Linked DNA regions of Homo sapiens: region 1 is linked to region 2. A link is a loop called in an ENCODE intact Hi-C map of the cell type or tissue named here. Cell type or tissue: OCI-LY7. All regions are shown on one strand. Links, peaks and the distances in the headings refer to the core of each region. The heading gives the core; the rest is flanking DNA.

Region 1 (16,349 bases), core at 4,701-12,700, 78 kb before region 2:
CCATCCATCTTATTTTTCTACCAGTTATCTAGCCTATGTAATTTTGTTATTTGGCATTAGAAACATTAATTTTCAAATTATAAGATGATTTTCTTTTTCATATCAAAGGACTCTGGCTTATCTCAAAGAATTCCAGTAAAGTATAAACTTAATTTGAGTTACCATCAAGGACCTTACAACACCTAGGTTGGCTTTGTTTCCCTGTCTCAAGTTTATAATGTGCCTGGTATTATTGACATAGGACAATGCAAAATTGCAAGAGAGTGTAATTTTCATTTATCTAAGGTTTCAACAATTTTAAATGCTTAGAATATTAAAACACCACCTTAGGACGATTCTCAGGAAATTAATTTCAAAATCCTTCCCAAAAAAGTGGATAATTATGGATTTGTTCTTGAGACCTAAGAAAACACTGGAGTTCATCGTAAGTGCTCTACACTGCTGTCAGAATGTTGAAAAACTCTCTGAGTTATCCATGAACTGGGGGGTTTCCTTCACTCTTCACTTTCCACATTTCCTTTCAGACTTAAATTATTCAAGTAATGTATATGTCTTCTCCATTAACAGGCACAAATAATGAGTGTTCCTCTTTTGTCAACATCTTCCATTCTCTGATTTTCTTCCAGTCTAGGTCTGGTCTTTGTTAAGGAGTGATACTTAACACAATTAATATTTATAATTGCTAATATCTTTATTTTTTATTTTTGACCATCATTAAATAGTAGTTTTTGCCACCACCTTCCTTTTTTTTTTTAAGAGACAGGCTCTTGCTCTGTTGCCCAGGCTGGAGCACAGTGATGTGATCATAGCTCACTGCAACCTTGAACTCCTGAGCTCATGGGATCCTCCTGCCTCAGTCTCCCTTAGGACTACAGGTGGGCATTACCATGCCTGGCTAATTTTTAAAATTTTTTGTAGAGATAGAGTCTCGCTATGTTGCCCAGGCTGGTCTCAAACTCCTGGACTCAAGCAGTCCAGCCTTGGCCTCCCAGAGTGCTGGGATTACAGGCATGAGCCACCCTGCATGGCCAGCCCTTTTAAAACTATTAACTAAACTTTTTGTTGGATGAGACATTGTCAGTAACTTCTACTCATATATCATTAAGCATTACACAAAATTTGAATGCTGAAACTTACTGGCTGCCATTCAATTTCAAGTAAACCTAGGCCAAAATTAGCCCACTCCATGGAAAATTATTATTGAAATAAGAAGACAAACAAAGAGAGATTCACGGTACTGCTAAGATGAGTCAGATTACCTATGGCACCCTCACCCCTGGCTTCTTTTGGCCAATGACTCACTGCTAATATTCTGCATGGGAACAACAGAGCTCTCCTTCTATCCTTTTTGGCTTGGGGGCCGGGGTGGGCGGAGGGTAGTGGGAAATCAGTAGGAAGCTGGTAGGACTGAAATATGGTTAGAAAACACTGCTCTCCTGAAACACAAGATGCTTTAGAATACCTGAGGAGAGGAAGAAGGGCAACGTAATAGTAAAGGAAACTAAAAGGCAAATAATTAGTTCTATAGTTTAATTAATTAATCCGTTCATTAAACATGAGGGGAGGTTATTCTGCAGGGTCATAATGAAATTAGCAGCAACAATAAGCTCCAGAAGACAACACCCTTTAAAAAAAAAATGAGTTCTCTGTACTTCCAAGAAAGCCCTAAGTCTATATTAGAGTTTTCTTAGTCTGAATCAGGCAAGTGAAGAAATTGCTTCTCTTTGTCTCTTGTTGCTAATCACAGAGGAAGGAGTGATGGGGCTTATCTCCAAAGCCATTTCCCAAGAACACTTTTCCGCTCCTCACATCAGCATTATCCCTTTCTGTTGAATGTTTCACACTTCAAGTGCTCGATGATGAATGAGCAGATGACTTTCCACGTTTTCTTTTTAGGATTCAAAAATTGTATCAGCTCTTTCCAAGGCACCCTTTTTGAACTAGAAATAGTTGTTTTGGTACCAAATATTTAAAATCTAAGACAACAATTTGACAATATACTTTTGCAATTGTTTGAAAAAAAATACAAAACTGCCATTATCTTTGAATCAGAAATTATTTTACAAGTAGTTATGTCTTCTGTGATCGGTCAAACTGAGATTTTAAAATATGCTAGTTAGTTGGCAGGGTGCAATAATAGCTCATGCCTGTAATCCCAGCACTTTGAGAGGCCAAGGTGGGTGGATCACTTGAGGTCAGGAGTTTGAGAACAGCCTGATCAACATGGTGAAACCTCCTCTCCACTAAACATACAAAAGTTAGCCAGGCATGGTGGTTGGTGTACACCTGTAATCCCAGCTACTTGGCATGAGAATCGCTTCAACCTGGAGAGCGGAGGTTGCTGTGAGCCAAGATAGTGCCACTGCATTCCAGTCTGGGTGAGGAAGTGAGACTGTCTCAAAAAAGGCTGGGTGTGGTGGCTCACGCCTGTAATCCCAACATTTTGGGAGGCCAATGTGGGTGGATCACTTGAGGTCAGGAGTTTGAGACCAGCCTGACCAACATGGTGAAACCCTGTCTCCACTAAAAATACAAAAGTTGGCCAGGCATGGTGGTGTACACCTGTAATCCTAGCTATTTGGCAAGAGAATCTCTTGAACCCGGAGAGCAGAAGTTGGAGCATTCCAGCCTGGGTGAGGAAGTGAGGCTTGGTATCAAAAAGAAAAAAAAAAAAGAAGCCCGCACGGTGGCTCACCCCTGTAATCCCAGCACTTTGGGAGGCTAAGGCAGGCAGATCACCTGAGGTGAGGTCAGGAGTTCGACACCAGCCTGGCCAACATGGTGAAACCCCATCTCTACTGAAAATACAAAAAATTAGCCAGGCGTGGTGGCAGGTGCCTCTGTAATCCCAGCTGCTTGAGAGGCCGAGGCAGGAGAATTGCTTGAACCTGGGAGGAGGAAGTTGCAGTGAGCCGAGATCATGCCACGGCACTCCAGCCTGGTCAATAAGAGTGAAACTCCATCACACACACACACACACACACACACACACACACACACACGCTAGTTACTTGTTAAAAGTCAAAGTTTGGGGGTTCCAGTGTAATTTGGGATGATTCCTTTCCGATACATTTTTTTAAACCTCTAGACACTGGAGGGTGTAAACAGGAAAGAGGCCCTCCTTCTTGTGAGCTATATGGCATCCAGTCCCCCTTTCCCCATAAATTCAGAAAATTCTTCATGACACTCAATTCCATCTACTCAGGAAGCAGCAGGTTTAACCTCTAATTGGCATGGAAGTATTTAAAGAGATAAACAACTCTGAATTACTGATTCACAATCATGCACCAGAGGTCCTGAGGTTTTGTAAAGTTAGACAACAATGATAACAAAAGAGCGAATTCCTGAGTTCCACTGTCAGCAGTAAGAATTTGCCTTCATGCATGATGGCCTGATAGAATCAAAGCCACTGGCAACTACACCAGGTAAATGGAAATGGGCTGGAAATCTAACCTATCCGGATTAGGCAGGAATCTGGGCTTGGTATCATCAGATGATGTCTTGTTTAAACCAACAAATGCTTATTGCTCTCTTTGAAGATAAGAAGGTCCAGAATTTTCTCCATGCTTCAAATTAGGCGAACGTGATTCCAGATTCAGATAAGATGCACATTCATTCAATCACCAGGAAAGTCCTTTTTGAAATGAACTATGCCCCAATGCAAAAACAGGAGGATATGAAAGAATCATCAAACTGGGTTTTCTAAGGTCAGAGAAAAACTAAGGTGCAAAGGGGCTGTGGGAGCTTTTTAGATCGGCCCAGTTCACCCTCCAGGTAGAGCCCTAATACCACGACACAGAAACCTGCCCTTCCCACTAAATTCTAGAATAGTTAACAGCTGGTTAGGATGCCTACCATTTACTTTCACATACTTGATCGGGGCAATTTAATACAGCTGTGTGCTTCTGGAATTAGTTTAAATTACATTCCAGGGTCTGACAACCATCCTAAATGGGAATATAAACTCAAGGGATGGTCATCTAGGATCCAATGAGAGATCCCACGCCCCACAGGTGGCTTCCTCCAGTACTTAGCTCCCTTTAACTCCCAAGAACCCCTGAAGCTTTGCTAATTGGCATAATTAAGGTGAGAAATAGGTTTTCATTAGTGAAATTAGTGGCCTGTCAATTAGCATAATGAATGTTAGAAATCCGTGAAATTGGTGGTGTTCAAATTTGTGGATTAGAGATCTTCCTCACCCTTTCATAAAGGGGATATGCCAATAGAGCGAACCCTTTGGTTTATACACCCTTAGGGATGGTGTTTGAGGTTTGAAAACTAAACGATCTTGTTTCTAGCCTTTGGCTCAGGGGACTTCGGTTGCTTACCACCCACTAAAATGGTAACAGAATCCTGTCTTCATAAAGTTGCCACATCTGTCTTCAGGCAAGGTGGGGTTGGAGCATCTAGAAATTTAGGGAGCTGAGATTTCCTCATAGCATTTTTTATAAATGTTTATTCAACTCAAGTCTGTATGAGTGCCAGAATTTGGTCCCAGAGACCTGTGTTTAACATAACCTGGTAGCCAGGCTGCAACTAAAGTCGCCTTTATTTACCAAAAAGTGTTTAATAGTTTTGCAAAGCAAATTAGCGTGGCTTAATTTACAACACAGGTGCCTATGTCTCCACCTAAAGAATGCAGGAAATGTGGTAATTCAGAGTTTAGCGTCCAAAGACCAGAGTCTGGGGTCATTTCTTGGCTCTACCTATAAAAGTCCTACCAGACTTTTTGTAATTATGGAATTCTGCTGAGAACAGAACTCCTTCATAAGCAGGACTAATAATATCTCCCAAATCTGTTTTGAGAATTAAGTTAGAAAATGTACTTAAAAGTACTATGTAAACTGTAAAACGGTTAATGCAAATGTTCACTATTATTAAGCCATTTTACACTGAGGTTTAAATGACAGGTATTATATTCTTTCTGGCAGCAGACTGATTTTCTTTTGGGAAAAGAGCAGGAGATTTTTAGAAGAAAAGAAATCAAGAAGAAAAGATGAAAGAAAAAAGGCCCGGGAAAGACTCAAAGTCAGAATCTATGGCAGCTCTAATCTCCCTAATCTTTCCCCAACCCCAGATCCTTACATGTGAATTTTAGTTGAAGCTGAACACGACTAGGAAGATACAGTTGTGCTGCAACAGAGGGAGTAATTTCACAAAATGTCCTTAAAAGTTAAGTCCTGAAATGCAGTAAGTAGAATGAGCAGTCAAGAACCACCCAGACCTGGGGCTCCAGTCACATGGGAAGCAGAGGAGGGGTCACACATTGGTTAAAACAGAACCTGGTCCATCTCCACAACTCAACTAGCCAAGTAAATGTACAAGTGAATGAGACAGCCCTGACAAGCCTGTCCTGTGGGCATGCTGTAAGTGTGGCATCCCCATTTTCTGGTTGACACATGTCTAATAGCTTATCATTTCACAGTACATGCACATACATATGTCAGCTGATGCTTGAAAAATGGCCCTCTGTTAAGTGGGAAAGGCATGAATTTTATTTCAGTCTTAAAACTTCAGAATAAGAGGTATAGAGAAATAGAGGGACGTTTCCCAAGATCACCTGCCTAGTAAGTGCCCTAGCCAGGATTTGAAGGTGGGTTCTTCTCATTCTATCCTGATACATCAAAATGGAGTCTCAATATTAGGAGGCTTTTAAAATGACATGGGAAATGGTAAGAAGAGTGGATGGATCAAAACAGAGTTAGCTTGGCTTTTTGGTTGATCTTTTGCTTGCTTGAATCTCTACAGATGATGTGAGACTCACAATTTAGCTTTAAAAGTCGATGATCCCTTTACCTTCTTTATTCAGTCTTGGTCAGAAATAGATGAACTCCCTGGAGAGTTAACTCTCTGGAGACGTATCTGTTGCTCTACGTGTCAGCTAGAAATGTGACTTCTTGCACGGTCTGGGGATTTCACCCTCTGGGCTGGTCTCTGAAGGGGTTCTGTTTCCTCTGGCCACTTGCCAGAGGTAAAATATTAAGATCCCATGTCCATGTCATTATGATGGACACTGTGGGAAAAGGCTGCAACTCTTCACCAACACCACAAGTGAGATTCTAGAAGCCTGTTTACATTTGCACAGAAAACACAACAGCAGGGCCCTGATCCCTGCCCCACTGGGCATAGACACCCATGTGTTCTTTCTGCCCAGGGTACCTAGGCCTACAGCTAGGCATGTCATGGACAGAAATAACTTTAAGGAAGTGCATTTTCCTTAGCAGGTCTGCCTGAGCCCAGGCGGAGAGCAGAAAGGTGTCCTTCACCACAAGGACAATGTTCACTGTGTTCACAGCCTCCCCTCTGCCCCACCATCCTCAGGCTGTTAAAGCTCGACAGTGTGCCTAACCCATCTCGACCTCCTAGGCTCCTAGCCTAAATGCACAGTGTGAACCAAATTACTCAAACATCAGGCTGTACAACCAGGTTTCTCTGCTTTGAATAACCCAGATTACTTCCTACTAAAGCCATGACATTTAAATTAGAAATGCTTTTCTCCAGATAATAGGTGACCCGATCCTTTAATCCAGTTATTTATAAGTTCCACCAAAAATATAAACTCACTCTTGGCCTAGGAACAGAGGCATGGCTATAAAACAAAACTTCCTCATAGCTGTGAAATCAGAGAGTATCTCCGTTTTCCCTTCTCATCCTGCCTCTCTTTTGTAAGTCACGTTTTCAGTGCGCAGGACGCAATGACAATCATGATGAAGAACTGGTTCCACGAGCTATGTGTGGCTATCTTTAGAGAGGTTCTTCCTAAATTTTTAACTTTCTGGCTAAGTCAGGATGTCTCCAGCATGAAGGCAAATGCAGAAGGGGTGAGGGTGGGATGGAAGGAAGTGCACCTGGCTGGTGGATGATGCCCAGAAACCTAAAAGATGCCCACATCAGCTGAACCTCATCAGCTTTGGACAAACCAGGCAAAGCTGCAGTCAGGAGGTCTGGGGGAGGCTAACTCCCCAAACCGAGGGAACCCGAAGCATAAGGAAGGGAACAGAAGTTGAACAGGTCAACACTACCTTGGATCCATAAGCATATCCTGGGACCCTGCAGAGCTATATGCTCTCAGCCTGGGCCGTGCGAGGTCCTCAGAGCTCCAAGGTGATCCGCCATCCCCAGCAAGACGCTCACAGACTTGGAGGGAGTGAGTACCAGTTCCCATAAGAAGAACGAACAGCACTAGGAGAAGGAAGTGCTGCAGCAATAGCTGGAAATAAACTTCCAGCCCTCTTCAACGGCGCAAACTGTGCCGGGCAAAAAGAATTGAAGAAAGCGCGGTGCACCAAAGTTTCTAAGCAGGCTGGCTGCACCTCCTCTGGCCCTCCCTGCTAACGACGACAGGAAGGAGAAGGAGCTGGGACTCCGAGTGGGCCGTTCCACCCTCCCCTGAAGGCACTGACAGCAGGAAAGTCTGGGAACTGCTTGCTGCGAGGGTTAGACTTGGGCCTCTAAGCCGAGCCTATAAGCGGGAAGTGGAGGAGAGGAGAGGCCCCGGGTGATAACCTGGGCCACATTCCAGTCCTGTGCAGGCTTTCCTCTTCCATCCCCCGAGCAGAGCTTCTTCCGGCCTGTGGAACTAGGGGCCCGTGTTGATTGTGGGAAACTGGGAACTAAGCCACTCCCTAAAGAGGCTAGAGCCTCCCCTCCTGGCTGATGGAAGACAGCCGGCCAGACTCCAGACCTCAAGCACTCCTGGGGCAAACGCAGGCTAAATTTGGACCCGGCAGGCTCGGGTCAATGCTGTGGGCCTTAAAAGGGGCAGATACTAAAAACACTTCTTGGTTTGCCTCCATGGATCTCCTGCCATGAAGCCATTACAGCTCAATGTGACTAGGGCAGTTCTAAAAAGAAAACTCAACCCTTTGGAGGCCAGGAGTCCTGTTCCTGCTCCTGCAGGTCCAGCCTTTTTTTCTGAGAGCTTCTACGGTATTGGTCAAAAGAGTAATCACTGTTCTGCTATTCTCTCTGTCTTATGCCTCAGGTACAGGTCTGAAGACGGGATGAAAATACTTCTGGAACTCCCCACCCCTTCACTGGAAACAAGGCTTCCCTGTGTCTTGACCCACATTCCTAGTGAAGGAGACTGGTCAATTTCTCATAGAACGGAGTCTCCCCCAGCACCATAGCTTAGCCTATGAACAATCCTCCTCTTAGCCCTGCTGAAAAGTCAGTGGCTCCAATCACATCTGGAAAATGTTAAGGTGTTATTTGATGAATATATTTACAGCTTGGGCTTTCTGTGAAAGAAACTGAAGACAGTGTGTGTGGTGGGGGTCAGCAGCGGGGAGGGGAGGAAAGGAAGGAAGCTGCTGTTGCCTTTTCTGCAGCAGCTGATGAAAGGGTTGTTTCTTTCCGTTACTTGGAGACCCACTTCTTACAGGAGTGACTGAGAGGCTTCCGGGTTTCCCGTGAATAAGGAGAGATGTGAGTTTCATGTTTTCCTCAATGAGGGATACTGAGCGCCCTATCAAGGAGCCCTCGGAGGCTCTTCTCACCAAAGGCCCTTTTCACTGGAGATTATTTTGCAAGGTAGTCCCTACCCCAGAATAAACCAAGCTCAAGGCCACAGAGGGAACTCTGGCTCCTGCAAGGTGAGATTTCTAGGGTAACCGATTCTGCTAAAGACAAAAGCAAGCCTAGTTTTTCAGTTCTTTATAAATTTGCTGTGTCCCTCTTGGTTTAAAAATAGTTCCAGATCTTGGGTTCACGCCTGGTGAGCAGGTCATGGCAGAGATCAAAAGCCAAACACCACTGTGGACCAGCAGAATCCACTATATTGAGGCAGAGCCCCAAGAAAAGAGAAAACAGTGCCAGATGCATTTGTGGTTAACCCTCTGTCTACAGATGATTCTGTGCCTATGAACAAAGCTGGCGAGGGTCTCCTTCCATACCCATGGGACCTCCAAGAGACAAGCACCACACATTCCCCCCAAAACCATATTCCCCCAGGCCACCCTGTGAATGTGGTGAGTTCCACAGCATGGAAACAGAAGGCTAGCTGTAGACCACAAGACTGAGTCTCTTGAACAAATGCTAGATGGCTAAGAAACGAGGCGACAGAATCACCGAGTCACTTGGTTTTGTTCTGGAAAAGGGCACACAGATTCTCACAGACACACTTGCACCATCTTCAAAGCGTGATCTGCCACAGACGACTCATATAGCTTTGCACTATATGTGCAGGACTGAGCGTCCTCTTTGCCTCTTAGCACAAAAGCTGAGAGTTTTACAAGATTTGCAAAAAAAAAAAAAAGAGAGAGAGAAGCAAGACACCAGTCTGAGCTCGGCTGCCTACTCTCCAGCAAGAAAGGACTCCACAGCACATGACACACTCAGAAAACCTCCTCCATAAAGACACTGGCCTCAAAAAAAGACCCCTGTCCTTTCAAATTAGAAAGAAAAGGACACGAAGATAAGTCAGCAGACTTGGCTTACCCTGCCCAGAGCGCGCGCCTCAAACCTCCTCAGTGAGAACTGCCTTTTTCCAGACAGATTCCTGCGTGCACCCTGGCTCAAGCTGGACAAATTCCTCCTGAGCCTCCTGACGGAAGACTGTGATGTCACCGTGGGCCCTCCCTCTGCTCCCTAAAAGGCCATTCACACAAAGAAGGACTTTAACCTCCTTCGGAGAGGCCTGGCCCCTCCCTGGCTGGCCGGAGCTGGAGGGCAGCGGCATTCCCAGCCAGAGCAGGCCCGGCCTGCTCCTGTCACGCTCAAGGCTGAGCAGGGAGGCAGGAGCTGGCGGCGTTGAGGTGAATCAGTTAGCATTGATGTGAATCAGCTACCACTGTCTTCTCGGCAATTCAGAGGTGGGCCCTGGGACAAGCAGGGAATTGATATCCCAGGGGTATTGAGGCAGCAAAAAATCTGAAAGACCCTGGAGAAATCTCCAGTTAGACAGACTTTTCAGGACAGCCTGTGGTGTGTGCTTGTGCGTGTGTACATGCATGTGGTATGTGCATGTGTGCGTGTGTCTGTGTGTGATAACAAATGCTCACCACAGAACATTTAGAAAATAAAAAATATTCATTACCCCTCCAATCAGAAAAAAAGTTAATATTTTATTTCATTCCATTGTCATCTTCTCAGAAATACATATTTAATATCATTGAGACCAGACAGTAAATGCAATTCTGTGCCAACTTTTTTTTTACTCATATCATTTCACAAGCACTTTTTATGTTATTTAATGGCCCTTGTAAGATATGTTTTAAGTGGCTACATTATAGTCCATGCCAAAGTGGACAGATGCATCTGAAGTCTGAGATGAGTGCTCTAATTTCAAGGAATATCTGGAGGAAGTGGCTGCACCATCCCATGGCTAACAACAGTCCTCTGCCATCAAGAAAACAGATGTGCATTTGCCTTGAGTAGAGACATCAGTGTCACCTCAGAATAGGGCCCCCAGCACTACACTAAGTCTAACAGGGAGTTGGCGTGTTTATCAGTGCCCCCTGCCTGATAACACCCACTGGCTCAACTCTGCCTCCAGATTCCGTCCACCTCGTTCCCTGGAACTCTACATTGACCTGGAAAATTTAGGGCATAACTTACGGGCAGAACTAGAAAGTCAGTCAGAATTCCAGGTCAGTTCAGTACCATGAAGTACTCACTTTTTCAGTAAGATTTTAGAGGTCAAAGAGAACTGAGATTTACAGTAAACTGGGGGAAAGATGACAAACGCTACACATGGTTCTGTGGGGCCAGCTCATTTGGGGTCAGTTTTAGAGCAGTTTGTCCTGGTGAGCAGCTGAAAGATGCAACAGGGTTCACCTGTGGTCTGCACACCAGCCAGCATAGCAGTCCTCCTGGGACCCTCCCAAGCACACGAGTCAAGGAAGGGATAATCAGAGTAGATGGAGCCCAGGAAGGCTCTTTTGAAAAGGAGGCTAAAAGTAGACTTTACAACTATTTACAGCATCTAAACAACATTTTCCATATGCTAAAAACATTTTCCAAATTTATTTAGAAATATTGGGGAGTTCCTCAATGACTGACTTGGTGGTATCAAGTCACCAGGGAGCTCCAAGGGAACTCCGAATTTATGCTGCCCTGTGGAATAATTGGAATGTTCTGTTGTGTAGCCAAAGGCACTTCAAGATGCTACTTAGTCATCTGAAGTAAAATGAGGCAGAAATCACATGCCAATGGCATTGCTCTGCTTGAGAATGAAGAACCAGGGAAGGACTTTCCATTATGAAGTGCCCTCGACCAGCGATGCAAGAGGGGCACCCGGGACCCACTCCATTACCACACCTGCCCCTCCACACCCATGGGAAGATTTGTTTTAGAAAAAGGTTTTAAATCTGCCCTATTCACAAGAGACAACTGTATGTGCTCTTAAAGTACTATTTTCCAAGGAGTAGGTTTGCAAATGACCTGGTGTCTCAGAGACGCCAGAGTCCACTACACACACAAACACACATATGCTCCACCCACACACAGGCACACTGTTGTGTGTTGACTTGAGTCATCTCCACAAGTTCTTATGTTGAACTCCTAACACCAAGGACCTCAGAATGTGACCTTATTTGGAGATCAGTCTTTACAGAGGTAATCACATTTAAGTGAGGTCACCAGGGTGGGCCCTAATCCAGTATGACTAGGGTCTTTAGAATAAGAGGAAATGTAGACACAGAGATGTGCATAGAGGGAACACAACTACTTATAAGCCAAGGAGAGGGGCCTGGAACAGATCCTTCCCTCACAGCCCTCCAAAGGAACCAACTCTGCTGAGGATTTTGTGCTTCTAGCCTCCCAACTGTAAGACTATAAATTTCTGTTGTTTAAGCCTCCCCCCACCAATGTGTGATACCTTGTCATGGCAACCCTAACAAACTAATCTATATACTCACACATACACACCCATGCATTTGTATTTGTGCATGCACACAAAAACACACACATTCACACAGTTGCCTGAGTCTCCCCTCAACCCAAGCTGCAAAAATAGGGTTGAGGTTAGATAAATACTCTATGGCAAAGTCACAGTTAGGTACTCCAGAAAAGTGGATTATACTCAGAGGCAGAGGGAGACATGAAAAACCAGCAAGCTAGGCTGAGGCTGCAAAAGCATAAACAGAGCCATCCCACACTTGATGACAGTGGAGTCTCTGGAGAGAAATGACCAGAGTAGAATCCAGCAGGTAACGTCTAGCTGCAGCTCACACCTCTACACCCTTTAAGTGTAGACTCTGAGCTTGGGGTGGGTTTTCTGAAAATAAATTTGCACTGTTTTGCCGTAACCTGATTTCGTTAGTTTCTGAGGGTGCCTTGCCCTGGGGGAAAAGAAGCCATTTTGAAACTTGGTCCTGGTTGACTGGGAAGTAAACTTCAATTTATGAAAGTCTAGCCACTGGGGTTTAAAGACAATTGATACCATTATGATCATCACGCAGCCAATATCTATGGTGCTCCTACTGTGTGCCTTGTCTGTGCCACATACCCTTCTATACCTTCTATTTAATCCTCCCATTAATGGCAAAGTGGGGATTATCATGCACTCTGCAGAGGGGCAGACCCCAGCCAATGGCAGCCACCTACCCCCTAGGGTCATCCCGCTGGTTAGGAACAGAGCTCTGGCTAGAAGCCATGAATCCCCAAAATGCAGCAGTGCTCATAGAAGCCGCACCAGGCAGCTCAGGAAGGAGCAGACCCAAGAAGCGTTTGGGCTAATGCAAATAAAAGAAAAAAATCTGAAGGCCAGGACCAGTGGCTCACACCTGTAAAATCCCAGTGCTGGGAGGCTGAAGCGGGAGAATCGATCACTTGGGTCCAGGAGTTTGAGACCAGCCTGGGCAACGTAGTGAGACCTTGTCTCTACAAAATTTGAAAAGTAGCCAGGTTCGGTGGCATGCACCTATAGTACAGCTACTTGGGAGGCTGAGGCAGGAGGAACTTGAGCCTGGGAGGTCAAGGCTACAGTGAGCCATGATCAAAAAAGAAAAAACCTTAAGAAGTGTCTGTAATGTAAGGCAGCAAGAGACGACTTTGAAAGCGTAGGCCAGCTGCTAGGAGCTTTGGGAAGGCCTCATTTCTCTTCTAGGTCTTAGTTTTCTGGTCGGTAAAATGAGATCCCAGGTACATAAACCCTCACAATTCACTTCTCCTAATCTCTGTAAGTTCTGTGCTTTTAGCATGAACTTTGGGCAAAGGTGAACTCATTTTGAGTGGGCAGAGTCTCAAGAAAGCCTGTGAGAGGATAGGAGCAGCAGCTGCCTTGGAAACCAGGTGATACTTTTGCTGAGAGGGATTTTAAGAGTTCCTAGAAGGAGGCGCAGCTTGTAGACAATCCCCTTGTCAGAACTTTATCTCTTTAACGGAAGGATTTTATTCTGCTAAATGTAACTTTCCCATTTGTGACAGTCACCAGTCACCTTAGTGTGACAGAAAGTTCCAAAAACAGGTTTGAAGGGGTCAGGAAGGAATGAGGTCCTCAGGGTAGAGAGGCTGGCTTCAAACACAGTTAAGAGCCAGCCCATTGCCTGGAATTGCAAAGTAGCAGGTGCAGGGGAAAGGGTGGCACTAGGAAGGTTCCCCTCCCTGCTTCCTGGTGCTTAGCGAAGCTGGGGCAGCTTTTCAAGCTGCTCCAAGGCCCAATTCAAGGCACACAGAGAAGGAAGCCTGGGCCTCACAACCGCCCTTCCTCCTCACATGCCCAGTCTTGTCCTCTCCCTCCTTACCTTTCAGGTAGGTTCCTCCTCCAAGCCCCGTCACCAAAAGACCCTACATCTCAGCATGGAGCCAGGTCTTTAAAACAATTTGCCCTTACATGTGAATCAGATGGGAATACTTACAATTTAAGACAGGAGTTTGTTTACCCAAAGGAATCCCTGATTGGAGTAAAGTGTGGGAAACTAAGACACACTTAGCCCTTAATTTATTAAGGGGAAAATGATGAGAAAAGGCAAACAGAAACAGCAACTCTCTTTAGAAAGGCTTAAAGAACACCCAGACCTGGTAATGCTTCTCTGGTGCTCAGGGCATAGAAAGCTACAGAGCAGAGGGTTGAGAAGAATCCACAAGAACATACAAACATATGGACCCCTCAGCTATGTCATGCACTATGATCTCATTTATTCCTGTTAGAAATATTATTTGAAATACTATTTTATAAAAAAAAAAATAGTTGTCAACTCCCGGCCTTCGCCCTCCCCACTGCATCCTGCAGTCTTTCAGTGTTTCCTACAACTGTCTCCAATATTGCTGATCAAAAAGCAGGCTTTTGGCCCGGGCGCAGTGGCTTATGCCTGTAATCCCGGCACTTTGGGAGGCCAAGCCAGGCAAATCACCTGAGGTCAGGAGTTCAAGACCAGCCTGGCCAACATGGTGAAACCTTGTCTCTACTCAAAAATACAAAAATTAGCCGGGTGTAGTGGCACATGCCTGTAATCCCAGCTACTCGGGAGGCTGAGGGCAGGAGAATCACTTGAATCCAGGAGGCAGAGGTTGCAGTGAGCCGAGATCGCACCACTGCACTCCAGCCTGGGCAACAGAGCAAGACTCTGTCTCAAAAACAAAGGGCAGGCTTTCAGAGAGAAGAGGGTCTGAAGCCCTAATGTGTGTTGTATTTCATTCCAGAACCAGGTGAAGCTACTGGTGACATTTAAGGGAAAGGCACTGAGAAGTCTAGCAGGCCAATAAAATGTCCCCATCCCCTGACATGCACCCCATTTCTACCCCGAATCTGTTGAGTTCCCTTGTCAAGGATCTTAGACTCAAAAGATGACTCTGCTGTCTGCCTCAGGCATGGTATCTCATCTCCTGCAGGAGCAATGGCACCATCTTGTTGCATTGGGGAGGACAGAGTTTTAGAAGAAATGTATCACAATCTTATTTATAACAGTGAAAACCTATAGGTGATGAAAATGTGTAGTCTAAGTATCAGCATCTGAAAATTTTGATTTGTATAACTAATAGAATGCTATGCAACCTGTGAAAAGGATATTTATCATAATTGCATGACAACCTGAAATGATGCTATATAAATAGGTATGTGCAAAAGGGGTGTAGAGTTCAAGTTAAGAATCAACTTTGGCATCCGACAGACCTGGGGCCCTTCTCTGTAAAATGGCATAATACCACTGCTAACTTAGGGAGCAGTTGTAAAACATGACATGCTCACCACAGGGCTTGCCATACGGTAAAATGATTCAACCAATGGTGGCTCAAATAGAAATAAACTAGGAAAATATTCACAACTCACGTTATTATAATGGCTTGATGGTGTTAAAATATAAAGGACCCTTGCAATCGATAAAAAAGGTCAACAACCCAAACATAAAACTAGACAAAAGATATGGATAGACGGTTCACAAAAAGAAATATAAACTATTCTTAGACATACAGAATGACTCTCAATCCCATTTATAAAAAAGAAACACAAAAACTACAAGTTTTCCACCTATATATTAGTTATCAGCATGTAATGAGAGAGGTACCCTCATCCAACTCCATAAAGTTGGATGGCAATTTGGCAACGTGGACCCCACTTTAAAATACACAATGCTTTTGACCCAGTGGTTATACTTCCAAGAATTTATACTACAACCATAGAAGCACACGTAGAAAATGATCTATACACAAGGATCTCCAATGCCGCAATCTTTGCAATAATAAAAGACTAGAAATAACCTAAATTAATAGGGAACTGTTATCTTCTTTTTCTTTTCTTTTTTTTTTTTTTTTTTTGAGATGGAGTCTCGCTCTGTCACCAGGCTGGAGTGCAGTGGCATGATCTTGACTCACTGCAACCTCTGCCTCCCGGGTTCAAGCAAATCTCCTGCTTCAGCCTCCCGAGCAGCTGGGCCTACAGGCGCCCACCACCACACCCAGCTAATTTTTGTATTTTTAGTAGAGACGGATTTTTACCATGTTGGCCAGGATGGTCTCGATCTCTTGACCTCATGATTTGCCCACTTCGGCCTCCCAAAGTGCTGGGATTACAGGCGTGAACCACTGTGCCTGGCCTGATGTTTTCATTAAATGGAATATCATACAACTTTAAAAGAACAGAAGAACTCCCAGCTCTATGATAATTTATATGTAGCAATCTTCAAAATCTACTAATAAATGCTATGGAACATTTTATAAAGAGCACGTTACCTTTGATGTTAACAAACATGAATATGAATAATCTTATATGTACATATTTTTATTTGTATATATGTAGGTATGTGTGTATCTATATTTGCATATTCATAAGCTATCCCTGGAAGGACACATAAGAAACCGATCACAGAGATTTTCTCTGGAATGGGGAAGGGAGTCACTGGACATCAGGTGTAGGTAAGCTTCTATTCACTGTGTTCTTTTCTACACCTTTCCAATGTTAGAATATGTGCATA
Region 2 (11,822 bases), core at 1-8,000:
TGCACAGTATAAAGAAAATGGTGGGCCGGGCATGATGGCTCATGCCTGTAATCCCAGCATTTTGGGAGGCCGAGGCGGGCAGATCACGAGGTCAGGAGATCGAGATCATCCTAGCTAACATGGTGAAACCCTGTCTCTACTAAAAATACAAAAAATTAGCTGGGCGTGGTGGTGGGCACCTGTAGTCTCAGCTATTTGGGAGGCTGAGGCAGGAGAATGATGTGAACCGGGGAAGCGGAGCTTGCAGTGAGCCGAGATCGCGCCACTGCATTCCAGCCCAAGCAACAGAGAAAGACTCCATTTCAAAAAAAAAAAAAAGGGTGCAATTTGCTACCCAAACTTACTGAAATTGTTGAAGCTCATCAAGATACTAATCAATTACTTCAAACTTCCAATAGCTGACACAGAATCCCTGATCAACAATCTAAGCAGTGAGTACTATGTTTCTTAAGATCAAAAAACAATCATTCCAAAAGCTGATTCAAGATACAGCATCAATTCTACTGGCGTTGAGTCATGTATAAAGCTAAAGACTGGAACTAAACAGTCTATCCTTGGTCTTCAGAAGTAACTTTTTAGCATGCTCCTGTTTCAACTGTTAAAATCCCTCAACACAACCTCCATCCAAATTCAATTTCATCTTCATTTGAAACATTTCTCATTACCTTAATAAGCAGAGACTGGTAATAACCGTGACAGAAATCTGGGACATGGGTATTTTAAGAGCTCACCAAATCCGTAATGGTTATTGTTTGGATTATTGTAATTATCTAGACAATAATTACAATGACTAGAAAGACCAAAGTGTTTGCATTTTTGGAAGTAATATTTAATGTTAGTTCTATAAGAAAATATTCAAACTTTCAGAAATAAAGCCAGTGGATTCATTCTCCCTTCATTTGACAACGAAGTTAAGACAACCTACTTCACTTTATTAGCCAGAGGTCCTGAGGCTACTGAGTCAGAATAAGCCACTTATGAAAGTGAAATAACTTCAGACTCTGCAGGCAGGAAGTGGTGCCAACTGTCATGCCAGAACTATGAGATAATGAGTATTTCAAAATGTTTGTCCCATCTCAAAGCCCAGCTATTCCTCTCATCCTAGCATCTCAGCATCCCAGAAAGAAAGTGAAATGAACTCTCCAGCAGAGTTGGTTAAGTAAAGACTGGGAGACAGGCAGCCTTACTTTTGTTGTCCCTGGCTCAGGACTAATTTTGTTGGTGCTGTCCAAGATAATTGCAGGAAACTTGGTGTGCCTCCACTCAAAGGAGAAGATGCCCTTTAAGGAAAGGGCCAGGCCGGGTGTGGTGGCTCATGCCTGTAATCCCAGCACTTTGGGAGGCCGAGGCAGGTGAATCACCTAAGGTCAGGAGTTCAAGACCAGCCTGGCCAACATGGCAAAACCCCATCTCTACTAAAAATATAAAAATTAGCCGGGTGTGGTGGTGGGTGCCTGTAATCCCAGGTATTCGGGAGGCTGATGCAGGAGAATTGCTTGAACCCATGAGGTAGAGGTTGTAGTGAGCCAAGATCATGCCATTGCACTCCAGCCTGGGCAACAAGAGCAAAACTTCGAAAGAAAAGAAAAGAAAAAAAAAGAAAAGAAAAGAAAAACAGAGAAAGGGCCAAGGGTCAAAACTGGGGAGGAGACAACCGGCAGCGGAGCATTGCTTAAAACACTCTTTAGGCCAAGTCTTTATGTTTAAAGAAACAGAGTAAAACTCCTTGCTGGATACTCCTCATTTCTAGACATATTATTATGAAATTGTATTCATGAATGTTGGGGAAGCTGCCAGACTGGAAGAAAGGGAAGCTTAGTTAAATTTAAATTAAGAACATTTCCAGAAAGAAAAGTGTGATGCTTAAATGAACTCTAATCAGAACAAAAGACAAGGAAGCAAATTCCCTGGGATCCCAATGGTGAGAGGAGTTTGTATTCATGCAGTCTCCAGGAGCCTGTGAAACGGGAGTTGGGATAGAAGAGCGCTTCCCGGGAGACATGGGCTTGTTCACAGATTCCAAGATGCAATACAGAGAGAGGTGTATAGACGTATGAGTAGGTGAAGTTTCTTTTCAAAAAGAAATATTATACATTTAGGAAGTCTTCCCAAATCACCTGTGCTGCATTTAAAACTGCTACGGGGAAGGGTAGTGATATGTCAAAGTCTGATCTGACCACGCAGCCTATCAGAGCCAAACCCATGCTACCCCACACGGGAAACGGGCTTTCCTGGGTCTGGAAAGGGAATCCACCATCTCTCTAAACGAGTCACCTCCCAGACGCCCTCTTTGTGGGTCAGGAGGGATCCCTCAGGCTGGCGAGCGCCTGGCATCCGCGTTGGAGAGCTCGGCAGCCCGGCTGCACGCCGCCTCGCCCTTTGCCTTCAGTCCTCACCCGGCCACCAGCGCCACAGCTCCCTGCTGCGGGCTTCCGGCTCTCCCGGGCTCCGTTTTACTCCCCTCCTATCCACTCCGTTTCTCTGGGATTTCTTGGGGCCACCAGTGTCTCCTTGCTCTGGTTCTTGCAGGCGCGTCGCCTCCACGGACATTACAGGTACGGCTTGCCCAGTGCTCTCCCCCACGGTCTGCTCTTCCCATACCCCAGAGTGTCCCCAAGAAGGGCCCACAGAGACGCAAACTCCGGCTTTATCTCGGATAAGATACCACATTCTAACTGCTGAGGTCCCAGCCTCAGGCCAAACTTCTGGCTCAGCTCGGACCCGGACCGCGTTCTCCCTCCCAGGGCAGAAGAGGCTGCTGGCTCCTCCTGCATCATCTCCTGAGTTCAGCTCCCTGGACCCTATCCCGAAAGACTCTGGCTGGGGCCGGGACCGGGGCCGGGGCCCGGCCCTCCCTGACTTCAGTCTCTCTGAAAAGTTCAGGACTTGCGAAAATGCCCCCGGCTCTGCCACCCAAAAGGCAGGACCCGCGCCTTCCTCGCGAGCTAGAAGGAACGGCTGCACCTCCCGGTGCTCCCGGGGCAGGAGATGCGGCCACGACCACATTTGATTTCACTGCTTTTCCTGAAAAGGACACACAGCCCAGCTCTGTGTGTATACAGGGAGAAGCGGAGTCCTGCGTTTAGTTTTTAAAGCATATATAAATGATAAGCATTGAACAAAGCAGCCAAAGGCTTGGCCCTCCCACAAACCTAGGAATTCAAATCCACATGGCCACAGCCCCTCCACCCGGGCCCTCTCCCAGCACACGCTCCGCTCGACAAGGACCACAAAAAGCCCTTTAAAAGCCCGCGGTGCTTCCGAGGACTCCCAGATTTCCAGCCCTTCCTCGGCAACCCCTTCCTCGGCCACCCCTTCCTCACACTCGAGGACACTCCAGCCCCTCCCCTCCCCAGCTTGGACACCCACCTCTGGGCGCCCGCTCCCGGGGGCGCAGTCCTGGGGTTCTGCTCCAGTCCAGCGCCGCGCGGCCGCTGCCTCCCGCTCCGGGGGTCCAGGAGACTCCGGGGGTCCAGGAGACTCCGGGGGAAGGCGAGCGGCAGCCCCGGGCTGGGGCCAGCGCATCTGCAGGGAGTGGTAGCCTCCGGGCGCGCTGGAGGGCGGGGAGCCCCGCCCGCCTGCTCCTGGGGCCCGCCCCTTCCCCGCCTCCTCGCTTCCCCTCCAGTAGCCCAGCGCCCACGGACCGCCCCTCCCTCCCCTCCCCTCCCCATCTACCCACACCTTCTCCTCTCAGTGGCTTCGGCGGAATCGATGCACAAACGAAGAAATGAATGAATGCAGAGACTGGAGAGAGGGAAAGACGGAGGGATGGATGGGGCGGGCAAAGCTGAGTGTTTCCTAACTCAGGGGAGCGCTGTGTCTGGGTATATGGATACTTGTTAGCGCACGGGGCTTTGGAGCGGGGTGGCGTGTCGCTGTGTGTGCATGTGGACGTGTGTGTTGGTGTACACATATGTGCGCATGAGCGTATGTGGAAGTGTGTGAGTGCCTGTGTGCGCTCAAATGCCAGGAGCCGCTGAGTTCCCACTCAGGCGGGGAAACAGCCCCTCGTCCCTTACCTAGCACCACGACTGTCCTCAGGGTCAGAGCGACTCCCGGAACTGGTTGCGAAGTGCGTCTTTGTGGCAGTAATGGTGTCTCCGCGTGTTTGAGGACTCCCCCGATGGGGTTCAGAGGCTGAGGTGTGGACAGAGATGCTTCCAGCTCACTGGCTCGCCAGAGCCTTCCTGCTGCCCTCCGTGTAGTGGCAGCCGGTGGCCCGGTGTCAGAGCGCGTGTGCTAACAAAGCCAGCGGAGGGGAAGGAGGCAGCTGATCCGCAGACTGGGGCTGTATTAGGCGGGTGGCCAGCCATCCCTCACTCTTGAGATGTCTGAAATTTCAGTCTCTCATCCCCTCCTCCACCATGAATATTTAAATAATGTTAATGACCCTTTGAAAATGAACCGTCTAGAAATCCTGAGAGAGGACAGGCACACACAAACAAACACCCCACCTAGAGAGCAACACTTTCAAAAGCAAGCTGTGGTCTTACTCTGCTGTAGGTGGCCGCATTCATTCTCAGCAGAGGAAGATCACAAAAGTCAGATTTCTTGAATTCAGCTTTGCCCTAGGCACGATTTTCCCAGTAATTCTCTCTCCCCAGCTTTGCAAGTCGCCCTTGCACTCTCAGTTAGGTTTCCACCCTAGGGCAGTCTGCTATTTTCCCCACTCCTTGACAAGGCCCTGGGATGCTCTTCTGGGAGTCAATTTTACATGTGAAACACAGCAGGGAAAGACAATAGCCATGGCCTGATTCTACTTTCCTAACCCACAAAGGTCCCTGATTTCCAATACAAAGAAATGATACCCTTGGGAACTACCCAGAAAGCCCATCCAGGCCAAGGGCACCATAAATAGCACCTTCAGAGAAAAGACTTCTTCCCTGCCTTGAGCGCTATTCACACTTTCACCCAAGGAAGAGGATGAAGTCTACAATGGGACATCAGCTGTTCTCAGGGTTCCTGAATGTCAATAGCCTCCTTTATCTTGGTATTTGGAAATGGTTTCACGATCCTTTTTGCCTGTTTGTCTCTTATACTATTGAATTTCAATAGAATTTACTGACCAGTGGTTAGAGATGCCAGAGCTTCAGCCTTGACTCAACTTTTTCTTCCTTCCTTCCTTTTCCTTCTTTTCTTTCTTCCTTTTCATTTTTTTCTCCTCATGTCTCCGATTTAAGGAATTAAATGCTTGGATGCCCTACATACTGATCTATTTTTAACATTTTAATATCATGTGAAAAACTCACATTAAAATGAGTGTGCTTGGATATCACTTATTTATTTATATGGACCATAGACTCTCTAAGGAAGAATTTTAGAATTACATCAGATGTGAGATGTTATAAACAATATCATGGCAGGTACTTCATCACTCCCTTCTCATATTTTCCTAAATTAGAATAAGTGTAAAATTTACAAACAAAATTAGTTTCATTATTAGAAACAGTAAAGCAAGGCCGGGTGAAGTGGCTCACGCCTGTAATCCCAGCACTTTGGGAGGCCGAGGTGGGCGGATCATCTGAGGTCGGGAGTTTGAGACCAGCCTGACCAACATAGAGAAACCTCGTCTCTACTAAAAATACAAAATTAGCCAAGCGTGGTGGCGCATGCCTTCAATCCCAGCTACTCAGGAGGGTGAGACAGGAGAATTGTTTGAACGTGGGAGGCAGAGGTTGCAGTGAGCCGAGATCGTGCCATTGCACTCCAGCCTGGGCAACAAGAGCGAAACTCCGTCTCAAAAAAAAAAAAAAAAAAAAAGTAAAGCAATCATACCAACTTTATTCTGAATTGCTTCTTTACTAAAACAACGTCAATGCTTTGTTAATATTAATTTTAAAGTTCTAGAATATTCTTCAGAAAACTATTAGGAATATTAATTTAGGAAAAATATATGCTTAATAGATATTAATTTATAAGAACATTTTCTTCCACCTTCCAAATTATTAAAGAGGTAGCCATGATTAAACATTTTTAATATAAAAGGCTTGGTACATACCAGATGCTCAGAAATAGTTGTTTAATTTGTTCAATGAAATCCATGCAAGAGTATGAATGGCTGCATGCAAAAGTAAACACTGTTTTTAATTAACATTTTCTCATTTATTTTCTCCTAGGCCAGTGGTTCCCAATTGAGGGTGATTGAACTCCCCAGGGGACATTTTGGCAATGTCTAGAGACATTTCTTATTGTCACGATTAGGGGGGTTGCTACTGGCATCTACAGGACAGCGCCCCACCAACAAAGAATTATTGAGCCCTAAATGTCAGTAATGCTGAGGTTGAGATATCTTGCCCCAGAATTTTTCGAAGCCAGTACTAAAGACCACAGATAGTGCTTGTTAAAAAGGCAGATTCCGGCAGGGTGTGGTAGCTCATGCCTGTAATCCCAGCACTTTGGGAGTCCGAGGTGGGTGGATCACGAGGTCAGGAGTTCAAGACCAGCCTGGCCAAGATGGTGAAACCCCATCTCAACTAAAAACCTACAAAAATTAGCCAGACGTGGTGGCAGAAGCCTGTAATCCCAGCTACTCAGGAGGCTGAGGCAGGAGAATCGCTTGAACACGGGCGGCAGAGATTGCAGTGAGCCGAGATTGCACCACTGCACTCCAGCCTGGGCGACAGAGAGAGACTGCATCAAAAAAAAAGAGAAAGAAAAAAGAAAGGCAGATTCCTGGGCTCCACCTTTATTGAATCAGAATGTGTGGGGCAGGGCCAAGGAAACTGCGTTAACAGCTCCCAGATGATTCTTAAAAACATGAAAGTTTGGGAAACACTGGCAATGGGCAAGGTTAGCTTTATCACCCACTGCCTGCTTGTGGTTCATCACATCATACGTGTGTTAACATAATAATGATTATTAGAGCTGAGAATATTTTATAATAAAAGAAGCATATTTACTCTCCTAGATGTATTTTAGGAGCATATTTGAATAAAATAAATGGCTATTAATTATGTGAGAGAAATATAACTCGAACGTGTAAATGTTACATGTTCCCACAGGCCCTATACCATCAAGGGCACAAAATCTTCCATGGAAATTTTTTTAGGGGGAGAGGAGATGAAGATTTCTTTCACTGTGGCCTAAGTGTACATTTTTACTCACTTTGCCTCTCCCATGCTGCTGGCCCACTTTAAACTACACCCCTGAGCCAGGGGACCCAAGAAGTAGAATGTTCTTTCTAGAAAAACACACAAAGTAAAGAACAGCTTTCTGGGGAGGAAGTTAGCCTAGATACAGGTTGAGAGAAGCTCTTCTCCCTCTCTCCCCAAACTGAGCAAAATGAACTAAATCCAGCAAATAATAATGGTCTAGCAGTAGACACATGCCCCCAAACTTAGAGAACAGTAGAAGCTGAAAAATAGACTTAGAAGTGTCTCAGAGAACTGATCTGAAAACCAGAAGGTGGGGGCAAGACAGTGCATCATAAAAGGGAATTTACTATTTCCTCCTCCTAGCAAGGCGAAAGACCAAAAAGTATCAGCTGGGAGTAATTCACAAGTGCTAAATATGTCCTACAGAAAATAAAAGTTGGCTGAAAATTTAAAAAAAAAAAAAAGTAAGAAAAAGAGGGAAGGCCGGGTGTGGTGGCACGCCTGTAATCCCAACACTTTGGGAGGCCGAAGCGGGTGGATCACCTGAGGTCAGTAGTTTGAGACCAGCCTGGCCAACATGGTGCAACCCCGTCTCTACTAAAAATACAAAAATTAGCTGGGTGTGGTGACAGGTGCCTGTAATCCCAGCTACTTGGGAGGCTGAGGCAGGAGAATCACTTGAACCCTGGAGGCAGAAGTTGTAGTGAGCTGAGATCAGGCCACTACACTTCAGCCTGGGCGACAGAGGGAGACTTCATCTCAAAAAAAAAAAAAAAAAAAAAAAAAGAAAGAAAGAAAAAGAAAAAGCAGGAAAAGCAAACAACAACAGAAACAAAAAGACTCGCTCACACTAAACAAATAGCTCTATGTCCCTGGGGCTTTCCCACCAAACAGTGGGTGACCTCACTGAAAAGCTAGCAGTAATCCCAAGCCCAGGGGGATCCTCATGGGATCAGATGCACCACTGAAAATTTCAGAGAAGAAACAAACTGGGGGAAATATTTGCAACATATATGACAATGAGTTACTACTCCTCATATGTGAAGAGTTTTTGCAAATCAATAAGAAAATTGAAGAAAACTACCAACTCCTTAATAGAAAAAACAAACCTGGGCTGGATGTGGTGGCTCACACCTGTAATCCCAACACTTTGGGAAGCCAAGGTGGGAGGATGACTTGAGCCCAGAAATTTGAGACCAGCCTGGGCAACATGGTGAGACCCCATCTCTACAAAAAATTAAAAAATGAGCGGGGTGTGGTGACATGCTTGTGATCCCAGCTGCTTGGGAGGCTGAGATGGGAGGATTGCTTGGACCCAGGAGGTCAAGGCTACAGTTAGCCATGATCGTGCCACTGCACTCCAGCAGGGTGACAGAGTGAGAGACTGTCTCCAAAAAAAAAAAAAAAAAAAAAACACCAAAAAAAACGTAGTTTACAGATAAATAAGTAAAAATGACCCTTGAACTTGTGAAGAGATACTCAAACTCTTCATAATTAAAAAAGTGCAAGTAAAATATTGGACTAATTTTTTTTTGCCTACAATATGAGTAAATATATAAAATACAAATATGTATTTTTGGCAAGGGAATGATGAAAATCAAGTGATTATACTTTATTGATGGGCATACAGATTGATAATAAATTGGTAAATCTGAAAGATAATTTGGTGATAACTCTAGAGATAGAAAATGTTTATACACTTGCACCTGCAATTCATTTTTGGAATTCAGAAGTTTACAAAATCTCTCAAATTGGATGAAAGACCAGAGTGGTGGGGAGGAGTCAGTAAACAAGAAATTCCAGATCACAGAGAGGGCCAAAAGAAAATATTTAATATACACTTTTAAAGTTGTTTGAGTGTTATGTTGTGATGTAAACACTTCTTGTAACCCCCTATACTTCTGATAACAGCATTTGAAAACTGGGACACCAAAGGGAAGGAAGGGGTTTATGTGTGAGTTGGTGTGGGGTGAAGACCAGGCATAGGAGGCAAAATGGATGTAACAAGTAAGAATTCAGAGGATGAACTCACGAAGATAGAGGGTAGAAGGGTGGTTATCAGAGGCTGGGAAAGGTAGCAGGGAGGCAGAGGAGTAGGGATGATTAATGGATACCAAAAAATAGAAAGAATGAATAAGACCTAGTATTTGCTAGGACAACAGGGTGACCACAGTCAAAAATAATTTAATTGTACATTTAAAAATAACTAAATCTATAATTGGGTTGTTTGTAACACAAAAGAAAAATACTGGGGAGGTGATGGATGCCCAATTTACTCTGATGTAATTATTTATACATTACATGCCACCTACTATGTACCCACAAAAATTAAAAAAGAATTTTAAAAAAATAATTCAGAAGAAATAGGAAATCAGAACAACAAGAGTCTAGGAGAACTAACCCCAACCCATTGTGCCTCAAGATAAAAATCCATAAAAATAGTGGGGTGAGCATCAGACAACCTCCAATACTATGTTGGTAGGAGTGTAAGCAGGAGGACATGGGATATTTAGTCAATTAATTCCTAGAATCCACAAAGATCATTTGCTTACTCTAGCTCAACTAGTGGTTTTACACCATCCATATGGATGATTTGTATGTTTACGGATTTCCAAAGTAAGACATTTCTCACTGATCTCTGGTTCTTACTTAATGGCAAAAAGGTCATCTCTGGATTAAGCATCATTGGCTTTTCTGTAGCAGGCATGATCCATCCATAGACTTACTGCCAGGCTGGAGTGCAATGGCACAATCTCGGCTCACCAAAACCTCCACCTCCTGGATTCAAGCAATTCTCCTCCCTCAGCCTCCCAAGTAGCTGGGATTATAGGCACACACCACCATGCCCAGCTAATTTTGCATTCTTAGTAGAGACCGGGTTTCTCCATGTTGATCAGGCTGGTCTCAAACTCCCAACCTCAGGTGATCTGCAAGCTTCGGCCTCCCAAAGTGCTGAGATTACAGGCCTGAGCCACCGCATCCGGCCCCCATAGACTATTTTAACCATCAACTTTCGGAATGCACATCCAAGACTGGCATATGTTAGTCTATGGTCTTGTTTGCATTGACTTATAGTTGTGTTTTATACAATTAAAAACACCCTTCTAAACCATCTCTTCTCCAAGGGGTTGACCTCTCCCTAAGATAAGGTGGTCAGCTTTTAAGATGTTATAAATTAGTTGTTTCCAAGTTGGCTTACATTGGGAGTAGCTGGAAAACAAGAAAAGAAAATTTCCAGGTTCCTTTCTCTAGGTGATCCAGAGCACAGGAATCTGTGTTTGCTTAAGCTTTCCATCTGATTCTGTGACAGCCTGATTTGGGAACCACCGGAGGTGGACACAGTCGCCCTTACTTGAAGAAAGGACAGAGAACCAAACACAGAAACAGGGATGGTGTCATAAGAGAACACTTGGCTCTCAGACTGTGTTTACTGTGGTTCTTAGCCTAGTTTGTGGTTCCTGCTTTTCCTTTATTTCCTCTCCAGGGTCTCTGGCTTCCTGTGCCCAAGTAAGTTTCTTTCCTGCCTGTTCCACATTTATTTCCTTTCCCTGCATCCTCGCACTTGGCCTCTCCTCCGCCAAACCCTTAAACATAAGGAAATGGTGACCTGATTATATTCACCGCAGCTGCTTGAGCCTCTTTAAAAGACATTTTAAAACACCCATAAGAAACATTCCAAAACCCAAGCAACATTTCCCCATGGAATTGTTTACACTGTGTTCCAGACTGTAGCTGGGCTGTGCCTTCTCGACATTGACATAACATTGTACCACCCAAATTGCCCATTGTAATATACATGTAAATGGCACCAGTATACTAATAAAAAAAAAAAACACTATTCAAAACTAAAATCTTCAACAACAAAAAAGCAGCATGGGAAGACCTGTGTTGGAAAGAGTGAAAAGTGGGTATCTATGTAGGAGAAACACAGAGTTGGGAAATGAGAAAGAGCCCAGAGGACAGAGTCCCCTGGTGAAGAAAGCAAGATGGCACCTTGATTCCAGAGGCCTCAAATCTTGTGGAATAATGACATGAATGTAGCCATGTATCACTTTGATAATAAACAGGAGCAAAGTCCTATGAGGTCCAAGTTCTTTGGTTCTTGGCTGAGACTTTTATCTCATTTAGCAACTGAAGCATTTAAAAAATCTAGTAAACACTCCAGAGTTCATGCTGTAATAGAGAGACAGCATACAACAAGGTACTCTTTAAGCATGGCACTGAAAACATAAAATATGCCTAATATACTTGGAATGTACACAGCTTGTTCACAGATAGAATGCTGGAAAACAGTGCCAATAGTGTGGAGTCCCAGAAGACAGCTCTTACTGAGTCAACCAAGCGAATTTCTTCTCATTAGGGACCTGTGTTTTAGATGCAAATGTATTTTTCTTTTCCAGTGGTGCTTAACTTCTTTTCAATTTTGGATAAAACAGGAAATTATTTCTTAGTTTTTGTTAAAAAAAATACGACTGTAACATTTTCCTAGTAATTTGCAAGTGTTTCCCTCAGAACTTTTAAGCACAGGCTGTTAATTTAAGGGAAGAACCATAAGATTTTCCAGTCATATTAGGGGGAAAAAGACCAAATCTTGAGATTTTAAGTTTTAAGAATTCTGATTCTCTCAGAGATAGTCTTTGCGGTAGTCTTGATTTGCTTGTCAAATGTTTTAGTATTGAGAACTATCCACTGAGAAATGGGCTTTTTCCTTCTAGTATACTGAACATA

Evidence for each region. A loop is a pair of places that touch in the nucleus more often than their neighbours do. Peaks named below come from ENCODE experiments on the same cell type or tissue, not always from the same donor. Only the 100,000 strongest peaks of a DNase experiment are listed, where the experiment ranks them.
Region 1: a loop joins it to region 2, with 4 times the contacts of the local background. A loop is called at or near these places in 12 of 110 quality-filtered maps.

Annotation. Positions count from the first base shown.
Region 1 is chr9:110,118,686-110,135,034 of GRCh38, reverse strand. The region is part of intron 7 of PALM2AKAP2 (PALM2 and AKAP2 fusion); the gene reads right to left. Among named protein-coding and RNA genes, the nearest start is that of C9orf152, 81 kb to the left of the region's middle. RefSeq lists enhancers at 2,765-3,608, 9,529-10,091. In OCI-LY7, for the core only: no CTCF peak of the experiment used is centred there; DNase peaks (open chromatin) are centred at 5,854, 6,222, 8,334, 8,734 and 1 weaker place; H3K4me3 peaks cover 5,090 bases; H3K27ac peaks cover 7,324 bases.
Region 2 is chr9:110,040,403-110,052,224 of GRCh38, reverse strand. All of the region lies in intron 7 of PALM2AKAP2 (PALM2 and AKAP2 fusion), which reads right to left. Among named protein-coding and RNA genes, the nearest start is that of C9orf152, 160 kb to the left of the region's middle. RefSeq lists silencers at 2,871-3,010, 3,101-3,160, 3,291-3,730 and enhancers at 3,436-4,009, 4,583-5,157. In OCI-LY7, for the core only: no CTCF peak of the experiment used is centred there; DNase peaks (open chromatin) are centred at 984, 2,384, 3,604, 4,224 and 2 weaker places; H3K4me3 peaks cover 4,517 bases; H3K27ac peaks cover 3,938 bases.